Linked DNA regions of Homo sapiens: region 2 is linked to region 1. A link is a loop called in an ENCODE intact Hi-C map of the cell type or tissue named here. Cell type or tissue: natural killer cell. All regions are shown on one strand.

Evidence for each region. A loop is a pair of places that touch in the nucleus more often than their neighbours do. Peaks named below come from ENCODE experiments on the same cell type or tissue, not always from the same donor. Only the 100,000 strongest peaks of a DNase experiment are listed, where the experiment ranks them.
Region 2: a loop joins it to region 1, with 5 times the contacts of the local background. A loop is called at or near these places in 47 of 110 quality-filtered maps.

The regions. Positions count from the first base shown.
Region 1 is chr11:32,174,164-32,179,163 of GRCh38, reverse strand. No RefSeq gene overlaps it. Among named protein-coding and RNA genes, the nearest start is that of SNORA88, 33 kb to the right of the region's middle. RefSeq lists enhancers at 1,976-3,220, 1,725-3,674. In natural killer cell, CTCF peaks have their summits at 2,602 and 2,801 (motif pointing right); a DNase peak (open chromatin) is centred at 2,783.
Region 2 is chr11:31,237,588-31,242,587 of GRCh38, reverse strand. It overlaps DCDC1 (doublecortin domain containing 1), which reads left to right. Exons shown (of 39, transcript NM_001387274.1): 9 at 972-1,138. Among named protein-coding and RNA genes, the nearest start is that of DCDC1, 130 kb to the left of the region's middle. In natural killer cell, no CTCF peak of the experiment used is centred here; a DNase peak (open chromatin) is centred at 2,067.

The sequences.
Region 1 (5,000 bases):
TTTGCCAGGCTTTTTTGGCGAATAAAAGCCATCAAGAGAAGAGATAAGGGATTGGAGAGTGGGTAGCCAGGTGGACAGACACAGAGAAGTGAAGGTTCTTCCTACAACAGTAGGCAGCTGAGGAGGCACATGAAGGCATGCAGAGAAGTGGAGCCCAGGCACCCTGGCACGCAGGCGCTGTGAGCCTGGTGGGTGTGCTGCTGGTGGAGGATCAGCCGATGAAGTAGTTCTGTGGCATCTGCCGAGTCCTATTAAGTGCCACGCACCAGCAGCCGCAGGAGATTTAAGAAAAGAAAAAGCCACTAAAACATCCCACCTGTTACCAAGGAGCTGGCAGAGGAGAAGCTGACCTCAACATTCACAGGAAACTGTGGCTGCTTAGGGAAGAGGTGTGTGCAGGGGCCTTTGGGAGCAGAGGGCAGAAGGAGCCTCACTCTGGCAGCACACAGCTTCCCAGAAGTCTAAGGCGCACTGAGTCTTGGGAAGGAGTTTGCCAGGTCGAAAGCAGAGGCTAGACAGCAAGGCGGACGGGTGGGCAAAGGACAGAGCATGGAGGGCTGAACATCGGTGGAGAATCTGGGGAAAAGGGGGAGTTCCACAGCCTGGAGGGTCTGGGTTACTATGTTAAGGAGGAGGAACATGACCTTGTAGGCAATTTAAAAGCTATTTCTCAGGAGCAACAAAAAGGTAGCTGAGATAGAAAAATTAGTCTTTGAGAAGAAGGGGAAAATTTTGGAGGAGGAAGGAGGATTCGAAGAAGTGGAAAAGCAGAGGAAAAGTAGGTCAGAGTGGGATGGGGGGGTGGCATGAGCAACAGAGGTGGGATTAAACAAGGCATGTGGAGGGCATGAGGAAAGACCTTCATGGTTGGCTGCAGGGTGTGTCAGGGGTGTTGGGAGATGAGGCTGAAAATAGATCATGTGGGGAGAGAGGAGGCATTGGAGGATCTTTGAGCAGATACAGGGAAATTAAAGTAAATGTTACAGGAGGATTCACTTCTTGGCCATGTATAGATGGTTTGGACAGAGGGAGAGACTGAAGGCAACCAGGCCAGTTATGAGGTTCTTGTACAAGTCCTGTGAATTCCATCTTGAGACCAAGTCCTCTTTGCTTCCTGATTGTCTGGGTCCTAAAATTACCATTACCATAGGGATTGAAGAAGGATTATCAAAAAATATATATCTAGACAGTATTATTTTACCTCCCTACAGAAATGGCTTTCTTGAGTTTCAACTTGAACCTCTGTGCTTGCCTGTTATGGAGTGCTGACAAAAGAAGCTCTAAAGAACATTTCTGTATATTTTGCTAAGCTGTCATTAAACACATTGACAGGGGTGGGTGTGTTGGCTCACGCCTGTAATCCCAGCACTTTGGGAGGCCAAGAAGGGTGGGTCACTCGAAGCCAGGAGTTCAAGACCAGCCTGTCCAACATAACGAAACCCAATCTCTACTAAAAATACAAAAATTAGCTGGGCATGGTGGCAGGCACCTGTAGTCCCAGCTACCCGGAAAGCTGAGGCATGAGAATTGCTTGAATCCAAGAGGCGGAGGCTGCAGTGAGCTGAGATCATGCCACTGCACTCCAGCCTGGGTGACAGAGCAAGACCCTGTCTTAGAATAAATAAATAAATAAATAAACAGACAAACACATTGACAGTCCTTTTACTCAGTGACCTTTCTGTAAGTAACTACACAATCAGTTGCTCTCAAATTTAGCATGAGGAAGGAAACACATCTATTCAGTCAAACTTATACATCCCTTTGAAGGCAACAGGTAATGAGAACCATATATCCTAGTGTACTTGGCACTTTTTCCTTGGCTGCCAGGAAGCTCAGAACTAAATTTGCTTTGCGAATGTGGTAACTGCCTTACTCAGTTGCTCTTTGTTCTTTCTCATTGACTCCCTATCTTTTTTTTTTTAAAAAAAATTCTTTTAAAAATTTATTATTTTTAGTATGTTTAAATAACATAATCTGCCTTAGATACTTCTGGGAAATAGACTGTATGTATAATATGATTACATATTAAATGAAATAATTTCCTCCTCCCTGGGCAGGCAGCCCTTACTGTGCTTTTCCAGGCAGCCAGAAATCCTCTCTTTGGTCCCGTTGGCCCTGGCTCATGTCGAGTTGGGATGCCCAGCCTGCCTCTCCATCAGTTCATCCCGCCAACCTCCTTAGTGAGATACACTCGCTCTGAGCCCATCCGCCTCTGTTCGCTGGCCTTTTTGGCTTGAGATGTTTTCTATCTTTTCTATATTTCAAAGCTTTGTGGTAAATAATCAATTCAAACCAGCACCGAGTCTCTCTTTCTGTAATTCTAAAAACCCATTAAATTATATTGTTGGGAGAAAACAATAGCTGTGCTAATCATGCCCTGTGCATGCGCATCTTAATTTCCCCAGAGGCCTGAATATGAATTTTTACTAACATGTTAATTTTGTGTGTTAATCAGTAGCTGTAGGCCGAATGAATGGATTGACTATGTAAAACTGTTTGATATTGAAACAACTCCTTTTGACCCCCTCAAATTGGCTTCATTCCCCTAAAGACGGTTAAAGTTAATTAAGCACTCAATAGGTTTATGGTGTTTAAATTAAAATATATTACTCCTCATTGTGTAGTCATCAAGTGAGAAAGACATCCTCCTCCTGGCTGCCTGGCTGGCTAATGGGCTTATCAAAATTCATGATGTAATAAGAAGGCCGACAAGTGCATGAGAGACTCTGGCTGTCACTCAAGGAAAAAACATGGACCACCTTTGCCCACTAGAGGGCACAAGAGAGCCATGAATGCCCATAGCTTGGCGGGTTGGTTTTGGGGATGCAAGTAGGAAAGGCCCTTTGTAGGCCAATTTCTGTCGCTTGTAAAAAAAAACCAATTTATTCTTTTTTTTCTTAATAAATGTGGAGCTCTCTTTATTTCGCTAACTCCCTTCTTTCTTTCCTTCCTTGTTTATATTTTATACCCCTCTCCTTGCTTCTTAGATTTATTTGTGATTCCGCTCTTGACAGTAGTATGCAGTAGAAAATAGCCCACATGGCTTTCAGGAAAAAACAAAACAAAACGTTGCCATCCTTCCTCTGGATAACTTTTCCATAAAATTTTCATTGTATGTGGGCGGGGGGAGCAGGAGCCTTGTGCTTCCCGAGAAAATCACTGACACGGTGCTGAGAAAAATATATAAAATAACACTTAACTCCTCTTTCCAGAAGGACATGTGAAAGCTATAATTGTACCTGCTGACTTTCCCTCTGGGCCTCTCTGGGGCTGGGGGTAGGGACTGTGGCTTTGCAACCTACCATACAGTGAGTGTTTAGATCGGGAAGAATTGCCTAATGAAACCGGCAGAGTGAAGGGGAAGGTAGTGGGGAATCCTGCAGGAATACCAGCTCTGAATTAAAACAGGGCCTAGGCCCCACGAGCTGATCAGGGTGTTGCAACTCATGTCAGATCCAAACCTGCCAGCAAATCCCATTCTTGACGATGAGGACATTAGTCAGATGGGGACAATTGTCTGTGGTCATTTTTGGCAATGTGACTGGTGGTAGAGATTGTTGGGAGATTCAAAAGGATTCTTACCAGTGGATCTATAGCTCATTTTTCATTTTTGTAGAATGGTTTTAAGAAATTTATACTTTTAGGTAGCTCTTAATTGTGTGTATGTGTGCATGCATGTTAGTGTGTGTAGGGGTGAGTCACGAAATGGACATAAGATACCACTTTTAAAGATAAGTAGCCATGAGTATCAGACAAGGAGAAAATGGGTGATATGACAAATGAAATAGGAGTCATTGCAAGGAAAACTTAAAGAATACCAGGTTGCAAAAAAAATTGTGTTTAAAGAGGTGGGAGTCAGGCCAGGCATGGTGGCTCATGTCCGTAATCCTAGCACTTTGGGATGCCAAGGTGGGCAGACTGCTTGAGCCCAGGAGTTCGAGTTCAGCCTGGGCAACATGGTGAAACCCTGTTTCTATAGAAAATACAAAAAATTAGCCGGGCATAGTGGTACATACCTGTAGTCCCAGCTACCCTGGGAGACTGAGGTAGGAGAATCACCTGAGCTGAGGCAGTCAGGCTGCTGTGAACCACCATTGTACCTCTGCACTCCAGCCTGGGTGACAGAATGAGACCCTGTCTCAAAAAAAAAAAAAAAAAAAAGAAAAGAAAAGAAAAAAGAAAAAGGGCTGGGCGCGGTGACTCACGCCTGTAATCCCAGCACTTTGGGAGGCCGAGGCAGGCAGATCACGAGGTCAGGAGATAGAGACCATCCTGGCTAACATGGTGAAACCCCGTCTCTACTAAAAATACAAAAAATTAGCTGGGCGTGGTGGCGGGCGCCTGTAGTCCCAGTTACTTGGGAGGCTGAGGCAGGAGAATGGTGTGAACCCGGAAGGCGGAGGTTGTAGTGAGCCGAGATCGTACCACTGCACTCCAGCCTGGGCGACAGATAGAGAGTCCGTCTCAAACAAAAAAAAAAAAAAGGAAAGAAAAAAGAAAAGGAGGTGGACAGACATTTTGAAGGGCATTGTTTGGCTGTCTTCTAATCTTCTTATTCATGTTTTCAGTAATAGCATGGGGCTTTATTTTCAAAATACTTTCGATTGCTAATAGTTAATAGTGAATATTCCTCAAGGGCAGTGGTTTTCCAGCAATGGGGTAGGGACCAGAACCTGGAGGGTGTGGCCAAGGGGCTGGGGGCTCTGCCCCTGCTTCTACCAGAACGCTCTGCCTTTTTGGGGCTCCACTTAAGATCTAATTTGGAAAAGAGGGTTCCACTGCTAAAAGAGTAAAAGAGAGAGATAGAGGCAAATTTAAAACCTCTGGTTTAAGGCTGGCCTTGCTGGCTTATGCCTGTAATCTCAACACTTTGGGAAATTGAAGCAGGAACATCTCTCAAGCCCAGGAGTTCAAGACCAGCCTGGGCAACATAGGGAGATCCTGTGTCTACTAAATAAATAAATAAATAAATAAATAAATAAATAAAAATTAGCTGGGTG
Region 2 (5,000 bases), 940 kb after region 1:
GTGTATCAGAATAAGGTAGCCAATACCTATAGTTATTTTGCATGTTTAAGTTTGTGTCACATGTATATACTTAAATAATGACCAAGTAAAGAAAAATATCATTTACTTTTTCTGGATTCCCAAGTGTGCCATTTTTATTTCTTGATTTCTGGCTTTTCAGAGGAAAATTAAATCTTGAAAAATGTTAGCTAGCTGCCATGTTATTGGACTATTTTACACTAGAAAGACTTTATTAACTAATCGTGTGAAAAAGTGTATAAACATGTTTGTCAACTCCTTATGGATGTTGCAGTACATACCCATAAGTAAATATCTTTTATCTATTTACAAAACGCATGCTGGAATAGCATTCCTAAATCCTTGACTGTTTCATATTCCAGAAACTGAAAAAAGAAAGGTATGATAAAATGCTTGTTTAAGATTCTGCCCCCTGTTTTTAAACAGTCTTGCCACGCTGTTGTATGGGTTACTTAAGGAATGCAACAAAAATCATGAAATAGGATGGTTTATAAAGGTGTGGATTATATTTTATGAATAATTTCCAGATGCGATGTTTTAGGTATATAGAGTGCTCTACAAGAAGCTATGTACAGAAACAACATGGATCTTACAGTTTTATCAGGACAATGCAAGTAGGTTTCAGCAAGGTTGGTTCCAACTCATCTGTGATAAATGAGAAGATAAGGCAATCAGTGCACACCATGACACTCTGTGCAGCTAGTTAGGCACACTTCAGAACTATTCAGGTGTGCTCACAAAGCTTATGAGTCTTGCATGGGGGGTGTCTCAATATAAATACATCCTTCATGGTGGCCACTAGTAACGCAGGAATTGCCTCTCTAAGACTTAACCCAGGTCAGTTATAAATAATAGATGTTAAGAGTTAGCTCTGGTATTGGGGCTGTGTTCCAGGCAGTGTATTTCGGTTGGGTTGGGTCAAAAGAATTTTTTTCCCTTCTTTTCTTGCATAGTTCCTCTGCTTGAAAAATGCCTGCAAAATTCCATCACACCTTTGCGAGGACTACTTTGGGTCTCTAAGGGAGAAGGTTTCAGCCCCTCAGGAGCTAAGATGTACATCCAAGGAGTTCTTTTGGCCCTGTACCAACGATTAAAGTCTGCAAAAAAATATTATAAACAGGTGAGTCATCCCTCTTTAAAAATTTCTTTATTATATGTTTTAAAAATATACTTGGTTGTATAGAGGCAATGATTGGCTTTGTGTCATAAAAGAACTGTGACATGTATTTTGTGAGCTCAGTGCCTGTTAGGGAGCCAAAAATGCTGTTTCTGTAATCTCAAAGCCAACAATAATGGAGCTAATTGTATCTGTCTTTTGGTATAAGATGTCATATGTCTCATCTTTTCTTGCAGCGCATACTGGGCAAAGTGAAGGCAGCTTCTTACATGGAAATTCTATAGACAATTACTTTAAATAAGAGAATAAATAGCTCCTAAGTCATTTGAAGGTTGAAATGTTTAGCATTCTATTTTTTTCCAGCATAAAATCAGATTTATGGGGGCTAGAATACAACAAATCACATTCTGAAAAATGAAATCGTGAATCAACTTCATGTCAAGAGTAGCTTACTTCATTTATCCTTATTTAACTTGTCTGTTTCAGGAGTCAAAAGTATAGAAACAGAGTTAGTTTATTTGAATCAGGTTAAACCGGATTTTGTCCTTTAATTCCTGTGTATTTATTTCATGTTTGTATGTGTGTGGGTAAAGGCTGGTATTTTTATAATCATGTATAGGGACTTTTGATTTATCTTAAAGTAGGATTCACATTTGTAAAGCAGAATAACTGATGCCATTTATAACATAAAAATGGAATTGCCACATTTAAAAAATCCTCTTTGTACTTGGTTTTAAGAATCGAAGCACATGTTTTTACCAAGCTAAATGAGGACTAGGTTTTATATTTTGAACTGGGAGGTTCCAGTTTAGAACTGGGCTCATTATCCGAGACCACAGACTGCTGAAAAATGAATATTTTGAAAGCATCATGCTATATTATTCTCTGCTTGCAGAGAGGAAGGGGAGGTGGGAATGGGCTATCAGTCTTAGTGTTCACACAGCACCTCCTGCTGTCGAGTTTGGAAAAGAACAACTTGTATTGACTTTGGAATAAAGTGTTGTACTAAGGTATCCAGAACTAGCAAAAAACATCTTCCCAAGAAAACTTCGCAAAATGTGTTTGGTTTGTCTCGTTATATTCAGCAAATCCAGAAACAGGATTATAATTATCATAGATAAGACTATTCATAATAATACAATGAAAGAAAGAAAAATCCAAACGAATGTTCTTTATTAAGCCATTATATATAGAAACTAGTATAAAATATTTTATTGCATTTAGATTAAATTATTGTAGTTGAAATATTATTTAAGTTTTAAGATATCATGATATTATAAAATGGATCATGATTAATTGCATTACAATAATTTTTTGGAATTAATGTGGTTTGATTCCACTTATTGAAATTTAAAATTATTTAATGTTAGAAGAAATAATGAGACAATTCTCCAATTCAGGAAAAGCACTGTTTAAATAAAATCTAAAGACAAGCTTAAACATTTTCTAAGTTTTATTTCAAGTAAGGATGTTAGAAATAAGAAACATCCCAGAAATAATGGCATGTTTTTCTTCCACTGTCTTAAACATGTAAAATTTAAAGAAGTATAAATTGCTATACTAGATTTAAAAGAGCTCTGTGCATTGTAAGAAAAAAATACTTTCAGAATTACTTACTGCTTTCATTAAAAAATTCTTTATGACTCAAAATTGATGAAAAATATATTTTATTAAATATTAAATTATGAACAAAATTTAACATTTTAGTGTCTCTGTGATTGTCTGTTTGGGCAGTCTGTAAAGATTTCAACATTATATGAAATTTAAGAATATTTTGAAACCTATGCTCTTTGCCATTTCTCCTAAAGCTTTTTTCTTCCACTAAGTTGTAATAATTCATAGCTTTACATTCAGCAGTTTTAATATGATACTTAAGTTTTATTTGGAAATATAAAAATGAAGAAAAATAAGCAGAAGTTTGCTCATTATGTATTTTTATGTAAATTTCTGTTGCTTTAGATGTGCTCTATTTTATGTATGCTTGAGGTTTTCTTCTTTTGTAGTGTTATATTAAGACTTAATTTAAAATTATTTGAATGTTTAGAGAAGTCCCTGTAGTCATACCCTTAACAGACCATCAGTGCTTAGGTGTTAAGCCTGACAATATCTTTATTTGTGAGTGGGATTTCCTAGCAAATATCCTTCTTAAGAATTAATGAACTTTGTTTCAACTACACTTACTTCATTTGACCTTTGGTATAGCCTTTTCTATTTAGTTTTATATAAGATTGTTTTAAAGAATCTTTAGATAGGTGAAATGGAGGTAGATGATGATTCCTATTTCCTTAACAAATTAAAGTTTATAAATCGTATGATTAGATTATTCTTGATATTATTTCAATTTATTTCACTTTTGAGACCACATATAAAAACAACAATATTATCTTGATGTCTGTCGAAATATAAGCTTTAAATTTTGTCATTCCCAAAGGAAATTTATTTTAAATAAATTGCGATAATATAGCTTTAAAAGAAAAGTCAGGGCTACTGGTTTTATGTTTACAAACTTACTCATTTTTCAATTTTTAACTTTAGCTTGGCTGTTATAGCATGCAACTGATTTAAGCACACTACATTAGGGTGGTCTTAAATATATACTGATTCGTGTGTATTAAAATGAGATATTTTATTTAGAACAGCACAAAGTCACTTAGACATACATTTATCACATTTATTTCCTTAAAAGTGGAAGCATCTTGGAAATTGCTTGGAGCTAAGCAGAATCTATTTAATTGGTAATCTTTGCAATTGCATAAACGCATTCCTATGAAATGTAGTTAACACTTTCAGCGACAGGGCCGTTCCATCTCATTAGCATTCTTGTTATGTAGTGGTGCTGTTGGTGGGGGTGTTGAAGTAGGAATGCCATTGTGTCGAGTTCTAGTGTTTGGGGACAAACACTGCTGTGGAAGGAACGTGTGAAAAGGCCACAGTCCTGTCAGTGAATGAGGAAGGCTGTGCTTTCTGTGTGCTTCAAGCAGGGAAGCTGTCATTCATAGGCCTAACACAGCTAAGGAGAGGCCAAAACACAAGGCTGCACTACCTTTTAAAATGATATTAGTGATTTTTAAACATGATGTTCTTTATTTATCATCCCACATAGAGCTTTTAGTTGCTGTCAGTAAACAAAATATGGCAGTCTGTTGAGAAACACTGTAAAGATGCATAAACGTGCATGGAGCTGTGCCAGGCAGCTATACAAGTAATGACTCAGAATGGCTGATGGGCAGTGTTAAGTACAAATGTGATTTTTGAGAAACACTCATTTCTGAAAATGTCTTCCCAAGTTTGAATTTCCCCGCCAACCAACAAAATTCCTGGAGACTTTTACATAAGAATGCATAGTACTTTTTTTTTTTTAAATACAATTTTTGAAAGCACTCATAAACTTTCAGTTTTAATCATTTAAAGCTGTTCACAGTATGGCCTAACAGTTCTTATAGATTGCATAGTTATTTTTGAAATTCAGAGAGAAAAAAGGGAAATGAGTATCTATTATATCATGGTAAGCACCATCTTAATTAGGAAGAGTCATAGCCCCTGAATTCATTAAGCCATGAAAAAATGTGAATCTGTGAATTTAAGAAATCTTAAGGAATTTTTAATTCTACTCCTAGTTTTTAGCACTTCGGAATAAAATGATTGTTTGATATTAAATTTTAGCTGATTTGATTACTTAAAGCAAAATAAATAAACCAAAGTATTCTCCAATATTTCTTAAATTCTTGGGGTATTTTCTAAACTTTGGTAGTGTATTGAAAAACACTGCAATTTCTATTTATGTCTGAAGTTGTGGGAAAATGTTTTATTTCTGTAATTTTAATTTTGAAATGTGTATTTGAGCTATTTGTAGTAAATCATTACT